Linked DNA regions of Homo sapiens: region 1 is linked to region 2. Evidence: chromatin loops called from intact Hi-C (ENCODE). Cell type or tissue: HepG2. All regions are shown on one strand. Each heading gives the region's core, and the rest is flanking DNA. Links, peaks and the distances in the headings are about the cores only.

Region 1 (12,767 bases), core at 1,965-9,964, 63 kb after region 2:
AAGCATTTCCAGTGGACACTGCTACAGACTAGGTGGGAACCGGGGAGACTCGGCATATGGAACCCACAAGGGCCTCGAAGAGAACAGCCTACCAAGCTCCCATGTCAGGAGCCATCAGCCTCCAGTGTGGCTTTGCTGGGTCACGTAGCCACAAACTTTCCAGACAGAAGTGCAGCCGTTGGCCCAGGGTAGCAGGGGCTGGGGAGGGTCTAGCCATTCAGCCTTTCTGGAAGGAGCTTTGTAGCCTGGCACCTGTGGCTGGAGTTCAGATGTTACCCGAAGATTTGGGTTTTCTTTTTAAAAAGAAGAAAAAAGAAAGAGCAGAAGAAAACCATGCCAGTGTCTCCTGGACGAAGGGGCATGGGTTGGGGCCTGCCAGGGAAAGGCAGGCTGCCGTCGGCCTGCGTGTGAAGCACTTTATAAGCTCTGTATTTATTATTTCTTGCTCACCATTAAAATCAAATGTACTCAGTGCTTTTGTATTCAATACACATTTAACCCTGCCGACTTAGATTTCTCAGGTTTTAAATCCAGTGGGGAATTGGCTGGCTTCCCAAGTTTCCCCTCCAGTCCCCCTTGAACAGAGCTGGAAATCTCTGTTTAGCATTTTCTCCCCGGACGCGGCTGGGATCCTCACACCGGTGGGGCCAGTCACTGTTGTGTGTGCCTGTGGGTTTCTTCCTTCATCACCAGTACCCACCCTTCCTAAGCACCCCCGAAACATGGGTGTGATCGCTGAAATATGACAAGACTTGTCTGCATCGTCTGTGATTCGGGCTTCATTAAACCGTTTTGTCTGTGTGTGTCTGTGCCTGGTTGTGGTCTGCCACCGTGTGTGTGTGAGGGGGTGTGTGTGTGAGTGTGTGAGTCATACGTGTGCCTTCACCTCTTGCGCGTGCCTCTGTGAGTGTGTATTTGTGAGATAGTGTGTACACGGAAGTCTGGAGGCCTCGATGTATCTCGGGATGGTCAGGTCTGTGAGTGTAATTTTGTGTCTGGCTTTGTCCACACTAGTCAGGTGTGTGTGACTCTGGGTGGGTCGGCAGCCATGCTGGTGACCAACCGCCTCTGGGTCTGGCGTGTCTTTCTCTCCCTCCCCAGCCTCCGAGGCTCCAGCTCCGTGCTCCCCACCCCCCCGCCCCTCCCCCCCTGCTCTGTCTGTTTTATCATCCCTAATGAAGCAGTCTCCTCCACCGATCCCGCTGATTGCCAACCCATTCCTTTTGTTTGTTGGCGCTGAGCCATTCAGCGGCACTCTGACAGCTCAGCTCGTCTAATTAGCTCTGTTGTTCTTTTTCCCCATGTTTCACCACGTTGCAAGTTCAGTTGAAGTTGCCACAAACTTAATCCCCCCATTTCAGCCACAAGTTCACATTCTTAACCCGCCTTTATTGTAGCAAGGAGCAGCCCTGTGCAAGGATGAGCTGACAGGCCTTAAAGTCTGACCTTTCCTGAAAGCTCTGCCCCGGGGCCCCGCGGGGCAGGGGCAGAACTGCTCCTTCACCCTACCCACACTCCTGCTTTTGTGGGCAGAAGTTGGGGGTGGGGATCATTCCAGCCAGGTGACCCTGTTGACCAGCTGCCAGAGCTGGGGAAACCAGTGCAGAGTCAGAAGGGGTGCAGGGATACCCACTTGTTTATTCAGCACGTGTTGACTGAATGTGAGCTGTGTGGCAGGCCCAGCTCTAATCACGATGATACTCGCAGCGTCATTATGCACTTCTCAGATTCCGAGCAGCAACATTCATTCGTTTCTAAAAATCTTGCTGAGCAACCATGACATACCAGGCAGTCCACAGAATGCGAGGCAGGGGTAAGAGAATCCTAAAACTCATCTTCTAATTCAGAGACACCCACTCATCGTCTTCCTTTTGTTGTTGACAAGAAGGGACATCCAGGTCACAGAGGAGCAGGATGAGCATTTATTGAGCCCCCATTGTGTACCAGACCCCTTGGGGGGACTTTCCCTGTATCCGGGCTTCACAATCACCCCACAGATGAAGACAGCCAGTTTGGTGGAATGCCTTTGGTGTTTACCACATCCCTGATATGCCAAACCTGTCTGAGATCAGACTGGCCACTCCACAGGAAAAACTTTGGTTAGATCAGACGTGCGCAGACCTGAGGGCTTGACAAGACTCTGTAAAGACTTGTCTTTTATGCAGCCAGCTTCTATCATCTGTGTCCCTAAGCCACCGTGCCGTGTCACCCACAAGCTTCTGGGGGGTGGGGGGTACGATGTTCAGGAAAAAGGGTGGGCAGGAAGTGGAGTGTGTGCCTGCTTCCCTTCCCTGTCTTGTCCTGGAAACTCAAAGGGTGGGCAGGAAGTGGAGTGTGTGCCTGCTTCCCTTCCCTGTCTTGTCCTGGAAACTCAAAGGGTGGGCAGGAGGTGGAGTGTGTGCCTGCTTCCCTTCCCTGTCTTGTCCTGGAAACTCAAAGGGTGGGCAGGAAGTGGAGTGTGTGCCTGCTTCCCTTCCCTGTCTTGTCCTGGAAACTCAAAGGGTGGGCAGGAAGTGGAGTGTGTGCCTGCTTCCCTTCCCTGTCTTGTCCTGGAAACTCAAAGGGTGGGCAGGAAGTGGAGTGTGTGCCTGCTTCCCTTCCCTGTCTTGTCCTGGAAACTCAAAGGGTGGGCAGGAGGTGGAGTGTGTGCCTGCTCCCTTCCCTGTCTTGTCCTGGAAACTCAAAGGGTGGGCAGGAGGTGGAGTGTGTGCCTGCTTCCCTTCCCTGTCTTGTCCTGGAAACTCAAAGGGTGGGCAGGAAGTGCAGTGTGTGCCTGCTTCCCTTCCCTGTCTTGTCCTGGAAACTCAAAGGGTGGGCAGGAAGTGGAGTGTGTGCCTGCTTCCCTTCCCTGTCTTGTCCTGGAAACTCAAAGGGTGGGCAGGAAGTGGAGTGTGTGCCTGCTTCCCTTCCCTGTCTTGTCCTGGAAACTCAAAGGGTGGGCAGGAAGTGGAGTGTGTGCCTGCTTCCCTTCCCTGTCTTGTCCTGGAAACTCAAAGGGTGGGCAGGAAGTGGAGTGTGTGCCTGCTTCCCTTCCCTGTCTTGTCCTGGAAACTCAAAGGGTGGGCAGGAGGTGGAGTGTGTGCCTGCTTCCCTTCCCTGTCTTGTCCTGGAAACTCAAAGGGTGGGCAGGAGGTGGAGTGTGTGCCTGCTTCCCTTCCCTGTCTTGTCCTGGAAACTCAAAGGGTGGGCAGGAAGTGGAGTGTGTGCCTGCTTCCCTTCCCTGTCTTGTCCTGGAAACTCAAAGGGTGGGCAGGAAGTGGAGTGTGTGCCTGCTTCCCTTCCCTGTCTTGTCCTGGAAACTCAAAGGGTGGGCAGGAAGTGGAGTGTGTGCCTGCTTCCCTTCCCTGTCTTGTCCTGGAAACTCAAAGGGTAGGCAGGAAGTGGAGTGTGTGCCTGCTTCCCTTCCCTGTCTTGTCCTGGAAACTCAAAGGGTGGGCAGGAAGTGGAGTGTGTGCCTGCTTCCCTTCCCTGTCTTGTCCTGGAAACTCAAAGGGTGGGCAGGAAGTGGAGTGTGTGCCTGCTTCCCTTCCCTGTCTTGTCCTGGAAACTCAAAGGGTGGGCAGGAAGTGGAGTGTGTGCCTGCTTCCCTTCCCTGTCTTGTCCTGGAAACTCAAAGGGTGGGCAGGAAGTGGAGTGTGTGCCTGCTTCCCTTCCCTGTCTTGTCCTGGAAACTCAAAGGGTGGGCAGGAGGTGGAGTGTGTGCCTGCTTCCCTTCCCTGTCTTGTCCTGGAAACTCAAAGGGTGGGCAGGAGGTGGAGTGTGTGCCTGCTTCCCTTCCCTGTCTTGTCCTGGAAACTCAGCAGTTGTGGCATCCCATCCGTGGAGAAAGCAAGCCCCCTGCCCCGGCAGGCTCGGTTGTTTTTATCAGCAATGAAATTCAGAGATAGACTTTCTCAGCTTAGCTCTCAACCCATCCCTCTCGGGCACTGGGAGTGTACAGAGATGGCCATGCCAAATTTAAAGCCATGTAATGTCGACTGGACCAAATGAGTATCCTTCTAAGGGCACCTAGAAATTCTCAGCCTAACATCCATCACGAACTCTGGCAGGGGATGAGGGTGTCTTTCTCTGTGGGCCCTCATGTTCGCTTTCAGAGACAGCGGGTCAGAAAAACCCATCCCGCTGCTGCAGCAGCTGTGGGGTTAGGAAGTTGGGTCCTTCCTGATGTGCCCACTGCAGACCCTCCCACTAGGTCTGCTCAGTGCATGTAGCTACACAAGATGGGCAGCATCCAGGCTGAACCCTGCTGGGAGGACTAGCACAGGGATGCTCTGGGAAGCAGAAAGACGATTTGTAGTGGCACTCTCTCATGCCTCTCTTATTTAGAGAGGAAAATAAGCACCCTGTGATTCTGTTGTAAAAAGAGCAAACTAAGCATGTTCACCCTAAAAACAAGTGTAAGCGCAACCTTTTCTTTCTACAAAACCAGCTTCTGGGCATCAGAGGAAGATGAGAGGGAATTGTCATTGATAAGGGCCTCTTTGTTCCGGGTCCTATGTAGACATCATCTCATTGGACCCTCACCACAGCCCTGCAAGGAGGCCAATGGAACTATCCTCATCTTGCAGATGAAGAAACCGAGCTTTCCAGGAGCACCCTTCTGATTTGAATAGGCCACAGAATTCCAGTTAATGTGTCTGTCTGCTGCCTATTAGATGGTGATGTTTCTGTGATAGGCTGGGCTTTTGTAGCCTGTAGCTTTGAAAATCCCTAAACGTTTTTTGGGGGGGCCGTTTATCCAAATGTTCAGAATGTACCTGTATGGCTTTTCCAACTCACTCCTTCTTGGGGCTCTCCCCCTGTACCTCCTCTAGGTGCGCCCACCTCGTCCACATGTTGTTAAGAGACCAAAGAGCAACATCGCAGTGGAAGGCCGGAGGACGTCTGTGCCGAGCCCTGAGCAGTGAGTATTGTGCCTCTCCCCTCTGTCTGTAAGAACCCTGTGTCTGCGGAGCCAGCACTTTGCGAAGCCCAAGCGTGTAGCCCCGGCCTTTGTGAGGCTTCCCCGGGGCTCCCAGCGGGTGTTTCACAAAGGGGTCATTCAGGGAACAGGACTTGATCTTTTACTCGGTCTGGTTGTCACACCAGTGGGAGGCCCCAGAGGCCAGGGAGCCGGGCACTTGGGCTGGATTTCGAGGGGTGGGGTCCAAAGCATACTTTGCTGGGTTCAGAAGAAGGTCCTAGGCCTCTTGTGCTGAAGATGCCGAGTCAGTAGGTGAGGGTTAGAACCTGGTGAAGGAGGCCAAGTGTTGAACTGGATCCACCCACCTTCCTAGGCCTCCATGGCCGAGAACCTATATACAGGACTGCCCTCATCCACTGCCCCAGACCCACCAGGACCCTTTGCCCACCTGTGCCGGAGGATTTATGTTACTGTGGTTTTTCTTACCCATCTCCCTGAGACGCGGAGCTCCCTGGGTGTTATGCCCAGCACCTCCCGTAGGACTGGCCTAGAGTCACCTGCTCAGGAGGCGTGGGGTAGATGAAGTGAATGAGGGGGGCAGAAAGACAAGCAGTGGACTGAAGTGGACCTGCCTGTGGTGGGGTGAGGCAGAAGGCTGCAGATAGCCCCGAGTCCAGACCAGAGCCATCTGCAGAAGGTAGCACTGCTTCCCTTTGTCCGCAAAAGGAGCACAGCCCTCAGTCTCTATCCAGACAACTCAGCGGCTACACGCTGACTTCCTGTGATGCCTTGAAAAAGTGCATGAGTTCGTCTTGGTCTAGGATTGTTGGAGGAGTCAGAAAAACTACCCCAGGGATCCTGAAGTCCTTTGGGTGGAAAGGGGGAGGCCCCCATGTCTGTCTGGCTCTCAGAAAATGGGAAAGAAGGTAAGGGACATGGCAGGTCCCAGTCAGAGTTGGAGCAAGAAGGAAAAAAAATGATTTCGAGCTGTCAAGCTGGGGCCTAACCCAAGTTGCAGTTCACTTCAGCTCTCCAGGATTTTCTGGTTGATAGCGAGGGTACGGTCTTTAAGGAACCAGCCCACCCAGACAGCCCTCAGACTTTGCCCAGAAAGTTCCAGAATTATATGTGTGCGTGCGTGTGTGTGTGTGTGTGTGTGCACGTGTGCGCTTGCACACAAGGATGCTCAGTTATTAGACATTTGGAAGAGAGGACTCCTGAAGCTGGGTTAAGTTTAACTTTTGCTCTGCACAATAGCCTGGTGGGAACATGAGGGATGGATTATGATTGCCCCCTTATGGAGAGAACGCTGCATGGCACCTGAGTGCCTCGGACTAAAGATTCCTCCTTAAGGGGATGAAATTTGTCACATTTCTTTGAAGTCCCCTCTTTAAAACTGGACTAAACCTTTTAGACACTGTACCAGGATACAGGGTCACAGGCCTGTTGATATTGAGATGTAAACCCAGAATATTCTTGCATTACACAGAAACACCATTGCAACACCAGCTACACTCCACATCCTACAGAAAAGCATTACCCATTTTGCGGCCAAGTTCCCGACGAGAGGCTGGACCTCTTCATCACATTGACTTACGCCGTTGCTTTTCCAGACTGGGCAGAGGGGCTGACTTCGCAGTGTGTGCCAAAGAGCCGGTGTCTGATAATCCCATTTTCCTGCTTATCACCTGAACTGTGTCAGTATCACTTTTAGTTTTGTTGGTTGGTTGGTTTGTTGTTTGTTTAATATGCCCTGTTTTCTACTTCTGTTGGAAAATATTTGGGGTTGAAATAAACCAGTGGGAGCATGGGAGCCAGTTTGGTGGTTGGCAAACTACCAGTGATAGAAAACAAATGACAGGTTTTCTGTGAGCGTACGTCACAGTGGCTCGGGCCCACAAGGAGACAGAGGGGTACGTTTCAGGACATCATTCCAAGGGTTTCTGTTCACGTTTGTTTAACGAGGAAGGGGAAGTTGTTCTCCCATAATACCAGTGGTATTTCTAGTGCAACCCGGGTGTTTTTCTACGCCTCTTCCCATGCTGCTTCCCCACCCCCCCACTGTGCTCCGCCCCTTCCAAATGCCATGTCACAACAGCACTTGGATGTGTTTTTCTCAACTGTCATCAGCTCCAGCTGGCAGGACCAACTTCTTGAAACACAGGAAGCATCCAGCGGAAAATATTTTAATAAAACAGACTCCTCATAAAATATTGTTCGGGGGAGGGGGAAGAAACCGGCTCCACCAATCTGTCGGCATTGTATTGGGAGATGTGAGAAGCCAGGCTGGCAGCAGGGGCCCGATCCTAATGGGCCTTTGTCAGGTGGTGGTTCCGTGTTGGGCACACGGACTTGGTGCCTGGCCCTTTAATCTGGCCTGGGTTTTCTTGAATCACAGATCTTCATCTCCACTGGGAATATCAAAGTGCTTGGGAAACTTAGAAGACTGGGGCAGCAGAAGGGGATGCAGGATCTTTGAAGTGGAGAGGAGAGATTCATTCCTCCTGACTTCTTGCCCCAACTCTCACTTCCAATTGCACATTAAATAATCCCAGCACTTTGGGAGGCCAAGGCGAGCGGATCACCTGAGGTCAGGGGTTCGAGACCAGCCTGGGCAACATGGCGAAACCCCGTCTCTACTAAAAATACAAAAATTAGCCGAGTGTGGTGGCGCACCCCTGTAATTCCAGCTACTCGGGAGGCTGAGGCATGAGAATCACTTGAACCCAGGAGGCGGAGGCTGCCGTGAGCTGAGATCACACCACCACACTCCAGCCTGTGCAACAGAGTGAGACTCTGTCTCAAAAATAAAATAACCAGCTTTGTGGACAGCAAGATGGGGCTGATTAAGAGTAAGACTGTCTCCTGGAGTAGCTGAGCATCCTGGGACTCATCAGGGCCCAGAAACACTAGCCAGCCACTCTCTGGCCAGTCCACCCCTGAAGTTCATTTCTTCCTTCCCAGCTGATGTCCATCCCTCCATCATTCCATCTGTCCATTCGTGCATTCATTCATTCAGCAAGTATCTTTGAAAACCTACTAGGCGCAAGCACGGACGATTTTTTTAAAGGAGGCCTTAAAAGGGAGTCCCCATGCTGACTCTTGGTTGACTTGCATTTTCCCAAAATGAAATTTTCCTGTGTCAAATTTTCTTTCTGAATCAATGATAGGTTTCCTAGTCCCTTAAAACTGGCCGTTGGCAATTGGAAGAAGACTTTTTTGAAGATTTGTGGGGGAAACATTCCCTTTACTTTTCAGGTAACATTACTTGGTTAATATTCAGTTACTAAATCTCTTCAAGAAGTACTGGCTACTTCCATTACTATTCAGAGCACAGCTGATGTGACGCCCAGGGGCTTCCGTGGGGCAGGGATCGGGGTAGGAGGGATCCTGCATGAGAGGCTGTGGGTCAGACACCAGTCAGCAGGGGGCGCGGTGGAGCACCCATTGATTTCTAGGCCCTCTTGGGCTAGCATCGTTTCTTCCCGAGTGGGAGCTCAGGCCCAGAATGTGGATTTGACCAGTCTTCCCAAGGTCACCCAGTTGAAAAGTGGCCAGGCCAGCATTCAGAATTCTTGATTTCATTCTCTCCATGACATTCTGATGCTGTCCTTGGAACGGGGCCCTTCAGGGTTCATCTTTAGTCTGGCTTTGCCCAGAGAGACAGCTCCACATCCTAAAATGAGATGATGGCCTGCCCAGCAGGCCACCCTTCCTCTCTGGCTCCCTGAAGGCTGGAGTTGGGAACCGGATCTGTTCAGTCTTCTCACCGCCAAAGAAACCATGTGCACTGGTGCCTGAGTGTTTCTTCTTGGGGAAGGAAAGAGGAATGACATTCACCAACATCCCTTAAGGTTGTCAGAGGTATTAGCCGGGCATGGTGGCGTGTACCTGTAGTCCCAGCTAGTCGGGAGGCTGAGGCATGAGAATTGCATGAGCCCTGGGGAGTTGAAGGTTGCAGTGAGCTGAGATCATGACACTGCACACCACCCTGGGCCTCAGAGCGAGACCCTATCTCAAAAAATAAAATAAAAAAGATTGTCAAAGGTAGGTGGTAGCTTTCCCATTGAACAGACAGAAAAACTGAGGCTCAGAGAGACTTTCATAACTTGCCCAAGGTTTCTCAGGGCCAGAAAATGGTAGGATCGGCTGTCTGATGACAGAAGCCTGGTCCATTCTTCTCTACTCTCCAGGCTTTTTGTTAAGACCTAATTATCCTCACGTGCTTCTCTGACTGGTGGGGACGACGGCTACGGCAGTGAGCACAGTGAGGTTCACAGCTCCCCTCCTATTAAAAGCAGGCCACGGCCGGGCGCGGTGGCTCACACCTGTAATCCCAGCACCTTGGGAGGCCGAGGCGGGCGGGTCACTTGAGGTCAGGAGTTCAAGACCAGCCTGGCTAACATGGCGAAACCCCGTCTCTACTAAAAACACAAAAAATTAGCTGGGTGTGGTGATACATGCTTGTAATCCCAGTTACTAGGGAGGCTGAGGCAGGAGAATCGCTTGAACCTAGGAGGTGGAGCTTGCAGTGAGCCGAGATCACACCATTGCACTCCAGCCTGAGTAACAGAACGAGACTCTGTCTCCAAAAAAAAAAAAAAATGCTGTGTGGTGGTTTCCATGGGGTGCGCACAGCTGCGAGGCCCCAAGTTATCTTCCTTTTGGTCTGCCAGGTATAGGTAAATTGCCCATCCAACTGGGTGCTTAGAAAGAGCCAATGGTGGCCGGGCGCGGTGGCTCACGCCTGTTATCCCAGCACTTTGGGAGGCCGAGGCGGGCGGATCACGAGGTCAGGAGATCAAGACCATCCTGGCTAACACAGTGAAACCCCGTCTCTACTAAAAAAAATACAAAAAATTAGCCGGGCATGGTGGTGGATCCCTGTAGTCCCAGCTACTCAGGAGGCTGAGGCAGGAGAATGGCGTGAACCCGGGAGGTGGAGCTGGCAGTGAGCCGAGATCGCACCACTGCACTCTAGCCTGGGTGACAGAGTGAGACGCCGTCTCAAATAAAAAAGAAAAAGAAAAAAAAAAGCCAATGGCAGGCTCTGAAAGGCAGCACTGTGGTCTGAGCCGCCGGGCCCCTCATGATGGCACACTGTGTGCAGACTAAGGCCAAGGCAGGGAGTGACACACTGATCCCGGGGTGCATCTCTCTGCCAGGCAGCTAGTCATTTGTTCCCTGCTGGGAAGTGGCAGTAGGGGCTGGGGCACTGGCCCTCACAGAGTTGCTGAGAGTATGGAGGGAGATAATTACAGGCATCTGCCACCTGTTTAATCTTCACAGCCCAGATGTAGGGCTGTCTTCTGAGTCTTAAGGGTTAAGGGGCTTGCAGCTGGTTGTGGATCTGAGGTGCCCCTCCTGACAACCTGCATGCAGAGCCAAGTGCTTTCGACTGCACACCTTGTCTCCTAATGGGTGAGACACTGAACACTCTCCAGTCACACGAGGGTCTTGACTGGCTGCATCCTGGTTATTTGAAGTTCCACTGTACTAAGTAAGAAGGGTCCAAACTCAGCCACCAGGGCCCAGGGCTGCTGCCCAGCTCACTTCTCTGGCCAGATCCGTGCAAAATCTGCTCTTTTCAGGTAATTTTTGGTTTGTAAAAATTACCCGGTAGCCTGATAGACAATCTGGAATGTTAGGGAAAAGAGACAAATTCATTCTGAATCCCATTACTTTCATTCCACTACATATTAGCATTCCTGGAGATCCATGCCCAGTCTTTATCCTGCATGTCTTTTATAGAGCTGCAACTTCCTTGCAATATGCCAGCATGTGGACTTGTTCCGTGTGTCTCTGTAACCCCTATTGTCTGTGACTGCAGAGGATCTCATTGTGTGTATGCTCATGGTCTGCCTAACTATTGCCCTCATACTGGATCTTTAGATCCTTTCCAGGTTTTCATTAATATAAAAAATGCCAGGGTAAATATCCTTATTCTAGGCTGGGCACGGTGGCTCATGCTTGTATCCCAGTACTTTGGGAGGCCAAGGTGGGTGGATCACTTGAGGTCAGGAGTTCGACACCAGCCTGGCCAACATGGCAAAACTCCGTCTCTACTAAACATACAAAAATCAGCCGGTCTTGGTTGCACACACTTATAATCTCAGCTACTCGGAAGCCTGAGGCAGGAGAATCATTTGAACCCAGGAGGCAGAGTTTGCAGGGAACAGAGATCATGCCACTGCCCTCCAGCCTGGGCAACAGAGTGAGACTCTAAAAAAAAAGAAAAAGGAAACGGAATTATTGACAACTCCCATTAACTGGGAATGTGCTAAGCACTTTACATACACCATTTCATTGAATCCTCACAAGAAATATGTAGGGGGAGGTCTTATGAGATCTATTTTATAGAAATAGCTGAGACTTCAAGAGATTGTCACTGCCCTTGGTCACACAGCTAGTTAGTAGCAGACCTGAGCCTCAAACATGCCTTGTTAAGACCAAAAGCCTTTACCCTTAACCAGTTGTAAGAAGATTTCTGCTCCATATTGCTGTATAACTTTCTGAAGAATTGTACCACCTTATACCCTCACCAGAACTGGACTCCCGGACATCTGATTCTGAGGGACCCAGAGAAACATGTGACTGGCATTCAAACATGTGTCCGAATCCTTCTGGACAAGGAAAACTTCTGTAGGCCATGCTAGCTAGGTAGACAGTCTCTACCCCAAATGCCTGACCCTTGCTGCCTAGGAATTGGAGTGTCTGATCCTCTGAATTGCACTGCGTGACCCCAGCACCAAAGCCCCAGAAGATTAAAATAAGATCAGAAGAAGCTGCCAGAAGCATTTAGTGAGAAAACCCCGCCCGAAGCCCAGGTCTCAGAACACTTTGCAAGGGACTCTGGACACTCACACACATGCTCTGGCAAAAGCTGGCGTGCCGCTTGTGCACGTTCAACGGCCTTGCCCTCCTCGAGCCTAGACTCAGCATAGCCTCAGCAGATCAGTTGCTCCCAGCTGTGGATCACACAGGGGTAGAGCACTTTCCCTCCTGCACAGCCCCACTGCTGCCCTGGGGGCGTGGGCCCATCATTTGGATGGCGGCCTGGTGCATGGGCAGAGCTCTGGCATCCAACAGGCCTGAGTCAGCCTCCTGGCCCACCAGGCACCAGCCTGGAGGCTATGGGCATGTCTCCTGGTCCTCCTTTCTTAACATGATGCCTATTAACATCTCCAGGAGCGTGGCTGGGGAAAAGGCCCACAGTAGGCACTGGCATCCTGAGTGAGCAGAGCGCGTGGCCTCCCTCCTGGCCTTATCTCAGCACTCCGACACCCCAACACCTCCCCCACGAACCACCCACTCTCCTCCCTCCCACGCCCACAATCCCCTGTGCGTCTCCTGATCTGGCGGTGACCGGCCATGTTGTAGCTTTCTCTTTGTCTCACACGCGTGCACACACACACACACACACCAGGCACACCAGTAGTCTGTGAGCTCTTCCTCAGCTTTGACTCTCCAACTCCTGGACCACATCCGAGCCCAGACCTCTGCTCTGAGATGTTTCCTGGGTGAATGAACAAAGGAATCTGAAGGCAGAGTGCGGCTTGCAGTCAAGCACCTGGGAGGCGGGGTAGGGGCGTCCGGTAACAACCACAAACAGGTAAAGAGCACCTACTGTGTGCCAGGTGTGATTAGGACGTGCGTATGAAGCTGCCAGTGCATCCCCAGCCCTCTAAGAGCCAGGAACTGTGCTCAGCCCCAGGAGCAAGTCTCCAAGATGCCAGCTGGGCCCTCGGCCCCAGGGGGTAGGGGCAGCTGTCTGGGCTCTACCCCCTGGCAGGCTGCCAGGGCCCACTCCCTTAGCAGCCAGCTATCCAAACACATGAGCAGAAGGTCACAGACCCAATTAGCA
Region 2 (12,767 bases), core at 3,133-11,132:
GCAGGAGACTTACAGACCTACCTGGAGAACCGTGGCTGGCCCCGTGTTATGGGAATGCAGGAAGTTTGGGGAATGAGGAGCCGCGGTGGGCGGGGTGGGCAGGGTCACACCTTGGGGGGCTTCTCCCCAACTCCATACTCTGCTTGCTTCTGCAGGCACTGAAAGCCAAGGAAATGGGAGCAACTCAGTGGCTGCCTGAGGGGGACAAGGGGCCCTGAGTGAATGAAGCCTCCTGGGCATGTTTCCCTCGATGCAGTCCTGCCCTGGACACTCGAGGCACTGTTCAGGGCTGGGCGGGGTGTACCGGACATGCTGAGGAGCTATATTTTTGTGTGTATTTTGAGGGTCTGGCACCCACCACATCTCAGATCTCTGGCTCTCAAGAAAGATGCCCCCAAATGAGGAAGAGGGGAACCAGCAACTCCCTTGCTCACCCTGTCCATGACGTGCCCGCCAGCCCCAGTGACACAGCTCCTCGCTGTGAACCGCCGGCTGGCTGCCCCACCAGGCCCTCCACCTGCTTCCCAGTTAGGGAGCACTTGCTTCTTCCTGGTCCTTGGTTTTTATGCCTCCCCCTCCCCCAGTGGCCTTTCTTGGACCCCACCCCACCTGGACAGAGTCACCTCAGTCACCCATATTTGTGGAATGACAGGTACAGAAGGCCCCATCCAAGACATGATGCCCAGCTCACAAAGGGCATCTCAAAAGAGCCACAAAGGACGTTGATCTCCCCTGAGCACCTGCTGTGTGCTCCAAAGTACGGGCAGCTTGACACACACCATATCACCTTAAACCTCACAATAGGAAGTAGGTAGTTTCCCCAATTTATAGCTGAGGCAACTGAGCTCAGGGAAATTCACTTGCTTCCCCATTTCTTCAGAGCCCCTGGGCGGTACAGAATCCCCATCCAGAGATTCTGGATTCCTCGGTCTGGGACTGCAGCTGCAGAACATGGAAAAGGACATTTTTGTGTAGAAAATCGTCTGACATATCTTGGATTTCCTAGAAGCCCAGGGGAAAACTGTGTTTGGGTAACTGAGCGTGCTCAGAGCTCGGGGGTGTCGTGGGAGGAGCCTGGACTTTGGGGTCAGAGAACTGACTTCAAGTGCGACTATGGTTCTTCAGCTCTGTGGCCTTGGTCAAGTCACAGCTCCTTCCTCTCTAAGATGAGGCTCAAGAGCCTGTCTTTGTAGGGTTCTTACGAGAAGTCAACGTGCAGCCACAGAGAGTTGCCATGTCCTGCGGCGTCCCAGCCCTAGCAGGCAGCTTCGTGGAGGTTCCTTTTCTTCTTGCTGTACGTTGCGGTCTCGCCTCCACTGCCCTGTCACATGTCCTGCACAGGTAGCGCGTGTCACATGCACTGAAATGGGGCTGCTTGAGTACAATCACTTGCCATCTGCTTTGGGCAGGAAACCATCCTAATTTGGGGTGGAAAACAGATCCTTTCTTAGCCCCTCCGCTAAGAGTCAAGCCCCCCACTAGGCACTTTCCATGCCTCGATTGTCAATCCCCACACAGCCCTGTGAAGTAGGAAGTAGCTCCCCCATTCGGCAGATGAGAAGGTGGTCTCTGAGGGGTTAGGGACTTGCCCCACGTTCCAGACATGTTAAGTGGCAGAGCCTGCATTCCCACGCAGTGTCTTTCACTGTTCCCGACTCTCCCATCATGCACTGTGCATCGTGACACATTTCTCTATGAGAGGTTGTGGCAGACCTCGTAAAGAAAAGCCTTTTCTATATCTAGAAACAACACATTCACATTAGAAAGCACCTTGGAGACTTTCCAAGCTTCCCATTTTACGGAGGAAGAAACCGAGGCCTAGGCAAGGAAAAGGAATCCAGACCAAGTCAGGCATTTGACTCCCCTGGCGCTCTTTCCAGTTCCTGATGCTGCCACGTGCTCACGACTAGAAACTTCCTACCGAAGTCTCCTGTGTACCAGGCCCGTTTCAACACCAGAGACTCAGCCCTGCATGAGTGACGTTCGGAGGAGGAGTGATAATAAATAAGGGAGTCATGGGGCTAATAAATAATTCTGACAATTAATCATGTGGACAGTGCCACAGAGCACCCCCCAGAGGACTGTGTCACCAAGCGATGGGTGGGCAGCACACCTTCAGGGGGGCCTGTCTCCTCAGTTAGGGGGTTAGGGCTTTTCATTTGTGGAGACGAATTTGTGCCTCTTCTGTTTTATCACCATGTCCTTTTTTACCTTGAGATCCATGAGTCTCATATTCCCATTGCTGCAGCTACATGGGTTCTGCGGCTGATTGCGTTTCAGATAGATTCTGTTGCTCTAGGGGCCTATCAGGTCCCTGACACGTGTCCTCTCTCCAGTGCACTTCCTCAAACCGTGTTCTCCTCACTAGGGAAACAGAAATCTCTAATCAGCTTGGCGCTTCCTTTCTTGGGACTTTGGATGCAAGTGTCATTGTGTTGAAACCGGGAATCTGGCCCCTGGTGAGAGTGAGGCAACCCCTGGCGCTGGCCACGTGGTTGAGCCAGCAGGTGTTTGAGGTTGAGATTTCAGTGGGCCCCCATTTGGTTTCTGTGCTAGGGAGAGAGCTGTAGCTCTGCGGCAGCACAGGGGTCGTCACCGTCTCACTCATGTCAGCTCTCACCTTGCGCCACCGCTGCACTGTGGACTCACCCTATGTAATGGGGTTGAATGCCTAGAGCATGACATAGCTATTACCTCTATTGTATCTGTAAGAAACAGAGGCTCCAAGAGCCGAGATGGCTACAGCAGGCATAGAGTGCAGCCAAAACCCACTTCATTTCTCCAAAGCCCTTTCTGTTCAACATCACCTTAGAATCCCTGTCTGAATTGCTACTAGGGCAGCCCTGAGTGGCCATTGATATGTCAAATACAATCTTGTGATTACCTCTCTTAATCAAACATAAATAATATTGTGCTGCATGAGCCCCAGGGCCAGACAGACTTCGTTTCAAACTCTGGCCCTGTCATTGCCCAGTTCTTCACCCTCAGGCAAGTGACGTCCCCTTTCAGAGCCTTGATTTCCTTATCTGTAAAATGGAGATCATCATCCTACCTACCTCACGCGATGCTGTGAGGAGTAAGTGAGCTAATGCATGTAAAACCACCCAGTGCTGGTTTAGGGCTCAGCAAGCGGTAGCTGTTTTTAATCACTGCACCTGCTTTCCTCTTAGAGCCGATTCCCATCTGCATTTCTTATGGGAAGAAAATCTTACGCTAGTATGCATGAATACCACCTTCATTGTGTCTCCTTAGCTTCCACAGGCCTCCCAGCTCATCTGCCGTTCCTGCACTAATCAGAATTTCCTGACTTCTCCCTGTTTGTCTCGGTTAATGCAGAAGGAAGGGGCTGCTGGCACAGAGGAGCCGAGGCGTGGGCCGACACGCCTGTGATTTGAATGTCTTTACTGTAATCTAGCAAGCGCGTGTGGGGGCTTCTGTCAATACCAGAGCGGCCGGCCAGAATGGGCAAATACTGGCAGCCCGGCCATGCCTGCCCCTGCAAATCATCAGAGTAGCTCTGGGCTGACACCCACATTTCCCCTAACTTAAATCATCTGAACAGTGAGCTGGCTTCACGATGAGACATTGATTCTTTGTTTAGGGCTTGTTATAGTGACAGGGGCCCAGACTGGGAGTCTATTTCTGACATGCCTCGGCCACCGTGCAAATGGTTCAGAAAGCTGCCTTGGTCCTGTCACCCCAAAATGTGGCATGTCCCCACCCAGCCCAGCCAGAGTCATCTGACTATAGCCATGCAGTGACCCACCTTCCCAAGTCCACCTGATGGTCCTGGGATCCCTGGTAACCCAGGCCCTCTGAGGGCAGGGAAGGAGTGTGTGTGGGCTCAGGGGTCATTAGACCATGAGCCCTGGGACCTTAGGCAATGTGCTTCACCTGTATGGGCATCCCTTCCTTATCCATGAAGTGGAAATCATTTCAGAAGATCTCCCTTCTGGCGAGGATTTGGTGAGTGAAGGATGCAGGTCATCTGGTCCCAAACAGGAGCTCAGCAGACCTTGGCTGCCTTCTCCTCACACTCACGCCAGTGTCTGGCTAACCTGAAGTCATTGTCATCTAAGCCTGCTGTCCCCACTCTCTCAGCTTTCTGGTAAACAAGGTCTTGGCATTCTTTAGGCCAGACACCACACTAGCTTTTTCCATGTTGGCCGGGACCTCACCCTGGCTCCTTGGCAGCTGCCACAGCTGACCCTGTAAGAAGAAGCCGTCAGACCAGCACAGCGTTCTCCTCCCAGCTCTGGGAGGGATGCTGAGGCCCCAGCAGGGAATTTGGAGGCATTTAAACAAAATGCAACTGAGATGGGACTGCTGGTGAGAAATAGGGCCAAATTCCCCAGCTTGCTTTATTCTTAAGTTTTTAAAAAGGACTGTCAAGTGGGTCCAGGCTCTGTGCTGGTCACTTTCACCTGTACCAGGGGTTGTCCGCCTTAGCTGCACTGGAGTCAGTTGGGGAATTTCAAAATCTGTGACTCTGGCATTGGGGATTAAAATAACCCAGGTAATTCTGGTGAATAGCCAAGGATGAGATCTGTGAACCTCCACCATCTCATTCATCCCTGCTTAATCCCCCAGCAGTCCCCGGAGGCAGGTAGCTCTACCCACATTACATGTGACAAGAATGAGGATCTAAGAGGTGTAGTCACTTCCCCAGGGTGGCACCAAGAGCAGCAAGGAGCAGAGCTGAGAGTGGAACCCCCCAATCTGCCACTTCTCAGAGTGACCATGAATCAGAGCCTGCCTTCTAGGAACTTGCAGTGTGCTGGGGACAGTCCACCTGGGTACAGGTGGTGGTTGGTGGAGACATTTAGTGGGAAATGAGGTCCTCTTCATCTGAATGATTCAAGTAAGGTTTCCCCAAGGAAGTACCATGAAGAAGGCAGCCAGGAGTGAGAGTGCACAAAATGCTCAGGGTGTGGTGGACAGCCCAGAACCTCTGCAGGAGGAGATGTGTGTGTGAGTGAGGTGGACAGGGTGTCATAAGCAAGAAAGGCAGCTGGAGAAGGTCACTTAGAGCCTTGAGTGTCATGCTCAGGAACCAGGCTGGCCCCACCTGCATGGACCTGTGCAGTCACACAGGGCCCCAGGCTTGGCTTAATGCTCTGCTGTCACCGTCCTGAAATTCCTAACATTTTTACCTTTGAACTGGTGTGGGGATGTTTTGTTTGTTTTGTTTCAAGACGGAGTTTCTCTCTTGTTGCCCACGCTGGAGTGCAGTGGCGCGATCTCGGCTCACTGCAACCTCTGCCTTCTGATTTCAAGCGATTCTCCTGCCTCAGCCTCCTGAGTAGCTGGGATTACAGGCGCCCGCCAATATGCCTGGCTAATTTTTTGTATTTTTAGTAGAGATGGGGCTTCACCATGTTGGCCAGGATGGTCTCCATCTCTTGACCTCGTGAGCCACCCACCTCAGCCTCCCAAAGTGCTGGGATTACAGGCGTGAGCCACCACACCAGGCCTGAACTGGTGTTTTATAAATGGGACAGTAGAGTAAGGACATTGGCAAAGGAGACACGCACAGAACATGTGTCTCCATGGGGCCTCGCCATCCCAACCCCATACAATTTTCTAGTGCCTGCAGCACCAAATTCCAGTGGACCCAGGATGTGGGGACATTCAGCAGGACTCTACGTGCTCACAAAGTAAACATGTCCATGTCTGACAGCCCCAAGAGGCCACACTTTCCATTAGAACCAGAACTTGCTTCAAATACAGAAAGAAGGCAATAATGTTTTTTTGTTTTGTTTTGTTTTGTTTTGTTTTTGTTTTTTTGGGTTTTTTTCCTGAGACGTCTTGCTCTGTCACCCAGGCTGAAGTGCAGTGGTGTGATCACGGCTCACTGCAGGCTTGACGCCCTGGGCTCGAGACTTCTTCCTGCCTCAGCGTCCTGAGTAGCTGGCATGACAGACTTGAGCCACTAGCCAAGCCCGGCTAGTTTTTTTTTTTTTTTTAAGAGATGGGGTCTAGACGGGGTCTCTCTGTGTTGCCCAGGCTGGTCTCAAACTCCTGGGCTCAAGAGATCCTCCCCACTCAGCCTGTGATGTTCTAAGAAACATGAATGACCAAGGAAACCTATCATATTTCTTATTTATGTTACTTTGTACTTAGCCAACCATTTATCCTGAAAATGATGACATAGAAGGAAAGGCAAAGATAAAACAACCATGGTTCCTTTACCTTTCTCATCAGTAAGCTGGAGATAGATAGAGAATGTGCAGATAGCAAGAAGTGAAATAGGCCAGGTGCAGTGGCTCACGCCTGTCATCCCAGCACTTTGGGAGGCCGAGGCAGGTGGATCACTTGAGGTCAGTTTGAGACCAGCCTGACCAACATGGTGAAAACCTATCTCTATGAAAAATGCAAAAATTAGCTGGGTGTGGTGGCAGGTGCCTGTAATCCCAGCTACTCAGGAGGCTGAGGCAGGATAATCACTTGAACCCAGGAGGCAGAGGTTGCAGTGAGCAGAGATCACATCGCTGCTCTCTTGCCTGGGAGAAAGAGGTAGACTCTGTCTCAAAAAAAATAAATAAATAAAAAGGCAGGCACGGTGGCTCATGCTTGTAATCCCAGCATTTTGGGAGGCTGAGGCAAGAGGATCATGAGGTTAGGAGATGGAGACCATCCTGGCTAACATGGTGAAACCTCACCTCTACTGAAAATACAAAAATTAGCCGGGTGTGGTGGCTGGCGCCTGTAGTCCCAGCTACTCAGGAGGCTGAGGCAGGAGAATGGTGTGAACCTGAGGTGGAGCTTGTAGTGAGCCGAGATCGCGCCACTGCACTCCAGCCTGGGTGACAGAGCGAGACTCCATCTCTAAAAAAATTAAAAAAGAAAAAAAGAAATAAAAACAATGGCGTTAGTTTTGTGCAGTGTTTCCACTGTCTGATGAGAACAAAATACAAATGTATAAATGCATGTACAAGCTATAAAATACAATTGTACATATGAGTTAGCATTTAAAACTGGCATTGCACAAGGCCAAGCTAAATGACAAAGTTCATGCCAATATAATTTACATTTTTATTTTTTCTTATAATGACATTAAATAGTACATTTAAAAGCATCATGATAGGTCTAAAAAGACACCATAAAAGAAAAAAGGTTTATATTTTAGTTCGGCACTTCTATATTTTAACAGCACTTTTTTCCTGCATATTTATTTTATATTTGGTCTTGCATATTATGTTGCCAGCCCTGGTAAGACCCAATCTCCACCCTCAGGGGAAACAGTTATTTGTTGAAAGTCTATTGTGAAAGAATCTATTTGTTTATCATCTGTTTTACTCTTCAAAGCAACCCTGTGAGGTAGGTTGGCATTGTATAATTGTCACAGACGAGGAGGGACAAGTTAGTCACCTAAGAGCACATAGCTAGTACAGTCAGGGTCAAGGTTCAAATGCAGGTCTTTCCACCCAAGCCACATTCTCACTCCACCATGTTGTGTCATCTAAATTGATCAAATAGAAACAGAGTTTTAAGTTTCCATACAGATGCCTCTACCAAAAAAAAAAAAAAAAAAAAAAATCAAAGACAAAAACCAGCCCTCTGGTGTGCTAGCTGTCACACTGTACTGTTGTTATTTGCTCCCTGAACTAGACAGGATTCTTTGATACAGGAGCTTTTCTTTTTAATGTTTTTTTTTTCTTTTTTTTGAGACGTAGTCTTGCTCTGTTGCCCAGGCTGGAGTGCAGTGCCACAATGTTGGCTCACTGCAACCTCCACCTCCCGGGTTCAAGCGATTCTCCTGCCTCAGCCTCTCGAGTAGCTGGCTGAGTAGCTGGGACTACAGGTTTGCACCACCACGCCTGGCTAATTTTTTTTTTTTTTTTTTTTTTTTTGTATTTTTAGTAGAAATGGGTTTTTGTCATGTTGGCCAGGCTGGTCTCAAACTCCTGACCTCAGACAATTCGCCTGCCTCGGCCTCCCACAGTGCTGGGATTACAGGCATGAGCCATTGTGCCCGGCCTTTTTAACTTTTTATTATGGAAAATTTCAAACTTATACAAAGTCAGTGAACCCATCTCCCAGCTTCCACTGCTATAAATATTCCATTATTCTATTTTTTAAGTTAAAAAAAAAGTTTTAATTAAAAATTTTGATTGTCCTTAAATATACATAAAATTTGCCATCTTAACTATTTTTAAGTGCACAGTTTAGTGGCATTAAGTATATTCACATTGTTCCATCTCCAGAAGTTTTTTTGTCTGGCGAAACCGAAACTCAGTACCCATTAAAAAACTCACCCTTCCCCCTGCCCCAGCTACTGGCAAGCACCATTCTTTCTGTCTCTGTGAGTTTGACTACCCTAGGTACCTCATACAAGTGGAACCATGCAGCGTTGATCTATTTGCGACTGGCTTATTTCACTTCACGTAATGTCTTCAAGATTCCTTTATGTTACAGCATGTATCAGATCTCTTACTTTTTAGGGCTGAATAATATTCCCTTGTGTGTATATGCCACACTTTGTTTATCCGCTCCTCCACAGATGAACCCTTGGGTTGCTTCCATCTTTTGGCTGATGTGAGTAGAGCTGCTATGAACATAATGTTCTGCCATTCTTACATTATCTATATTTTCATCCACTTCTCATCCCTCATTTAGTTATTACTGTTTGTACCAACTCTATTTTATTCGTGTTTGCATTCCCCTAACACAGAGCCTAGACCATAGTAAGTGCTTTAAAAATGTTTGGGTGTGTGGATGGATCTTCCAAAAGTATGTGTTTTCTTAATTTTAATTTGTATTTTATTGTTTTTAAGTTATGGGGTACATGTGCAAGATGTACAGGTTTATTACACAGGTAAACATGTGCCATGGTGGTTTGCTATACCTATCAACCCATCACCTAGGTATGAAGCCCAGCAGGCATCAGCTCTTTTTATTATTATTTGTTTTTTTATTTTTAATTTTTTTTTTTTTTTGAGCTGGAGTCTCGCTCTGTCTCCCAGGCTGGAGTGCAATGGTGTGATCTGGGCTCACTGCAACCTCTGCCTCCCGAGTTCAAGTGATTCTCCTGCCTCAGCCTCCCAAGTATTTGGGATTACAGGCACCTGCCATTATGCCTGGCTAATTTTTGTATTTTTGTAGAGATGGGGTTTCACCATGTTGGCCAGGCTGGTCTTGAACTCCTGACATCAGTTGATCCGCCCACCTCAGCCTCCCAAAGTGCCAGGATTACAGGCGTGAACCACTACTCCTGGCCGACATTAACTCTTTTAAATGTTAAGCAAGGTCCATAAAGAGGTCTGAGATTCTTTCCATTTCTCATAAGAATCTCATAAATGTGCACATAGAATTTTGATAAAAATTAAATCAGTAAAAGAAGAATGTAATACTCTATGGGTCTTCAGAACAAGGAAACTTGCTGAAAAATCTGATGAGAGATTTTATTTTTATGCCAATAAAAATATCAGCAATGCTGTGGATAGAGTCATTTATTTCTGGAAGTATCAAAAACCTTTGAAATCACCAATTTTACCTGTTAACAAGGATTCAACTTATTAATGATAGTGTTTCCGATGGATTCCATATGTCAAGAAGATAATCCAGGAGTAAAACTTGTCTTTTTGTAACAAAGTTCTCGACAGGGTTAAGCAGCTGTGTTTTACTGTCCTTCAGGTCATACTTGGAAAACTCTGCTAATGTGATCTAAGCTTGAACACTCACGGCCTGAATTCCCTGAATTAACACTGCTATCAGCCAGTAGCCCCAGCACCTAGAATGTCACCTAAGAAGACAAAGGGCTTAATCAGCCTCGTAGAACTAAATCAGCACTTCAGGGGAGAATAATGAGACACCTTGCCTTACTCTTCTCCATGCACAATGGAGTGGGGGCCGCCATTTTTACTTGCAGGACGCAGGTGGACGAGCTGGTGGGAGTGGCTTGGCACCTCACCTTGGGCCTGTGGCAGAAAGAGCCTTGACAGCGGTTTGTTTACTCCCAGGAGCTGTTTGTCACTGAAGGGCTGGTGCTTTGTGTGCAGGAGAACCTAAAGGGTTCCAATTTTATTTTTTTTGTTGTTTTTATTTTTTGAGATGGAGTTTCACTCTTGTTGCCCAGGCTGGAGTGCAATGGTGTGATCTTGGCTGACTGCAACCTCCGCCTCCCGGGTTCAAGTGATTCTCCTGCCTCAGCCTCCCAAGTAGCTGGGGTTACAGGCGTGCGCCAACACGCCCAGCTAATTTTTGTATTTTTAGTAGAGACAGGGTTTCACCATGTTGATCAAGCTGGTCTCGAACTCCTGACCACAGGTGATCCGCCCACCTCAGCCTCCCAAATTGCTGAGATTACAGACGTGAGCCACCGTGCCTGGCCAGGGTTCCAATTTTAAAGAGAACTCTCCTGTCCAGGGAGGTCTCAGGGCAAGCATTTAGGACTGAGGCTGCAGGGAGAAGCCAGGCCTGCAGTAGACCACATGCATGCTGCACACCTGGGTTTGGGAAGCCACCAGCTGTTAACCCTGACTCTGCAATGTCTGAATCCTGTCACCTGGGCAGATGTCTTTACCTCAGTTATTCCTCTGTAAAATTTGAGTGTAATTTCGACTTCATGAAAGTTTCCAGAATGTTAAAAAGAGTTGTGAAGTGCGTAGCACTGTGCCTCACAGAGAGTTAAACTATGATTATTGCCTTTGTCTTACAAGGTGAGTTGCTCCAGGGAAAAGAGCCCTCTGTGCCTGGTGCCATTCAGACCTTTATGCATGGTTCTGGGTGACAACGTCACTGCCTTGCAGCAGGATTAAGATAGAAGAGTTGGGCCCTGAACAGACAGGATTTGCTCACCTAAGTCCTATTCACCCTTCCAGGCGCAGCCGAAGTGTCCACTTATCATGTTTTCTGACCTGCCGCCCTGGAGAATTTGCCGTTTCCTCTTTGGACTCCTGTGGACACTTTACCCCCCACCCCACCCCACCCTGGTAACACTACACCATGTGATAGACTTTCTTCCCATGTCTAATTCACACATCTGATGCTGTTCTTTAAGCTCTTTTCAGAAAAAGCCCCTTGTCACATTTCCCCTGACTCTTTCCCTTCCATGCCCATGTCCTGTTGCATTTTTAGGGCGCAGACATCTTGTCCGGGGGATATCACCTCCCGTGAGCACACAACAGGCCCAAAATGTTTATGTCTCCCCAAAGGCGAGATTCTTTCTGCTCTCCTGCAGCTAAATTCTGCCTCAGACTACCTCATCTACGAATCTGGTTGCAAACTCTCTTGAATGTATCGGGCCCTCAGCAGACTTCTTCCTGGCAACCCTGAGCCAAAGCTCCAGGAGTGACTGCCAGCCACTTCAGTGAGCATTTCCTTGGAGCAGCTCAACTCCCTGTGCATGGGTGCCACTTGCCTGGCATCGAGCTCTGAGACCTCTTTACCATCAGGCCAAACAGTGTCAGAGACACACTGAGACCACACAAGGCTCCTGTGGCTGGAAGCAGGGTTCAACTCATTTCGTGGTTCTTTAACCAGCATCCCTGAGCTTCTGATTAGGGGCTGGGCTCTTCCTGGGGCGTACAGAGATGAGTTCAGCCTCTGGCCCCTTGAGCTCCTGGTGAGAGGGGATACCAGTGAAGACTATCCCAGCACCCAGGAGTGCACACGGCACTGGGATGAGTGACTGCCACTCAGAGGCCTGCATGTGTCAGGAGGACAGTCCAGGCAGAAGGAATAGAACTGGCAAAAGCAATGAAGAAGGTGAGGAAGGAAGGATGTGGTGTGTGATCATGGGATGCGTTTGGAGCATGAGGTATGTGGAAGAGCAGAGGCAAAGTGACACAGAAGGACTCTAGGAAAGGAAGCCAGGGTCAGCTTTGGGAGGGTGCGTTTGCTGGTTAAGGAGCTCTCCCTTTCCTCACCCCTATTGGGCCCTTGTGTGTGCCACATATGTTGCCAGGTGCACAATGTTGAACAAAACAGACACCATTCCGGCCTGCGTGAAGCATATAGTCTAGTGGGAAAAAGAGACATTAGTCAAATAATCGCACAAAGGTAACATCTATGCAGAGTTCCTGAGTAGGATAGTGATGTGGTCTAATTTGCATTTTAGAAAGCACTCTAGCCAGAAGAGCTGGAGTAGAAGAGGGACGAAACAGGAGAGGAGTGTGGAGTTAAACCTCCACCGTGGTTTAAGCCTGTCCAGGCCTACGCCAAGGTAGGCGTAGATGGAGAGCCGGGGGTGAGCGTGAGACAATTCACAGGTAAAATAGGAAGGAGTTAGAAAGTCTGATAGGTCCACTGTGGGTAACTGTGGATAATGACAGTTAAGAAAAAAATAGATTTGGGGCGCAGTCTTGATGGGATAGTAATTGGAAGTTTCAGGCTATTTTGAGTTTGAGACGCCAGCAGGCCATCAGGTGGAGGTTGAGATGGATGGGTATAGAGCTTCGGAAAGGTGTCTGAGCTGCCAGGATTTGTCAGGAGTCATCAGTGGATGAGTGATGCTGTGTGCATGGATGAGATCACCTGGAGAGAGAATTAATTGCCCTGCTCTGGTCCCAAGAGTGAGAACAAAACTTCCAAGCCACAGGAATGGAATTCTAGCTGAGCTTGTGTTAGTTATCACTAGCTGGTTTCTCAGCTGTTGAGCAAGGAAGATGTAAACCCATGCCAAAGTAATAAATGGCACATAAAGCTATTTTTCCCAAGGAACTAGTGTGGGGTTTTTTTCTCGTACACAAAATAAAGTTTGCATTGTTTTCCTTCTTGCTCCAGCAGCCAGGAAGCTCAGAGCTAATTTTGTAACTTAACTTAGA

The links. Peaks named below come from ENCODE experiments on the same cell type or tissue, not always from the same donor. Only the 100,000 strongest peaks of a DNase experiment are listed, where the experiment ranks them.
Region 1: it touches region 2 in a loop (4-fold over the local background); 3 of 110 quality-filtered maps call a loop at or near these places.

The regions. Positions count from the first base shown.
Region 1 is chr9:123,395,538-123,408,304 of GRCh38, reverse strand. It overlaps DENND1A (DENN domain containing 1A), which reads left to right. Exons shown (of 24, transcript NM_001352964.2): 21 at 4,815-4,903. MIR601 (microRNA 601) reads left to right here and starts at 5,702; the gene lies at 5,702-5,780. RefSeq lists enhancers at 5,078-5,699, 9,880-10,380. In HepG2, for the core only: CTCF peaks have their summits at 6,191 (motif pointing left) and 8,327 (motif pointing right); a DNase peak (open chromatin) is centred at 6,194.
Region 2 is chr9:123,460,081-123,472,847 of GRCh38, reverse strand. The region is part of intron 13 of DENND1A (DENN domain containing 1A); the gene reads left to right. Among named protein-coding and RNA genes, the nearest start is that of MIR7150, 19 kb to the left of the region's middle. RefSeq lists an enhancer at 2,284-2,578. In HepG2, for the core only: no CTCF peak of the experiment used is centred there; DNase peaks (open chromatin) are centred at 5,127, 5,647 and 7,367.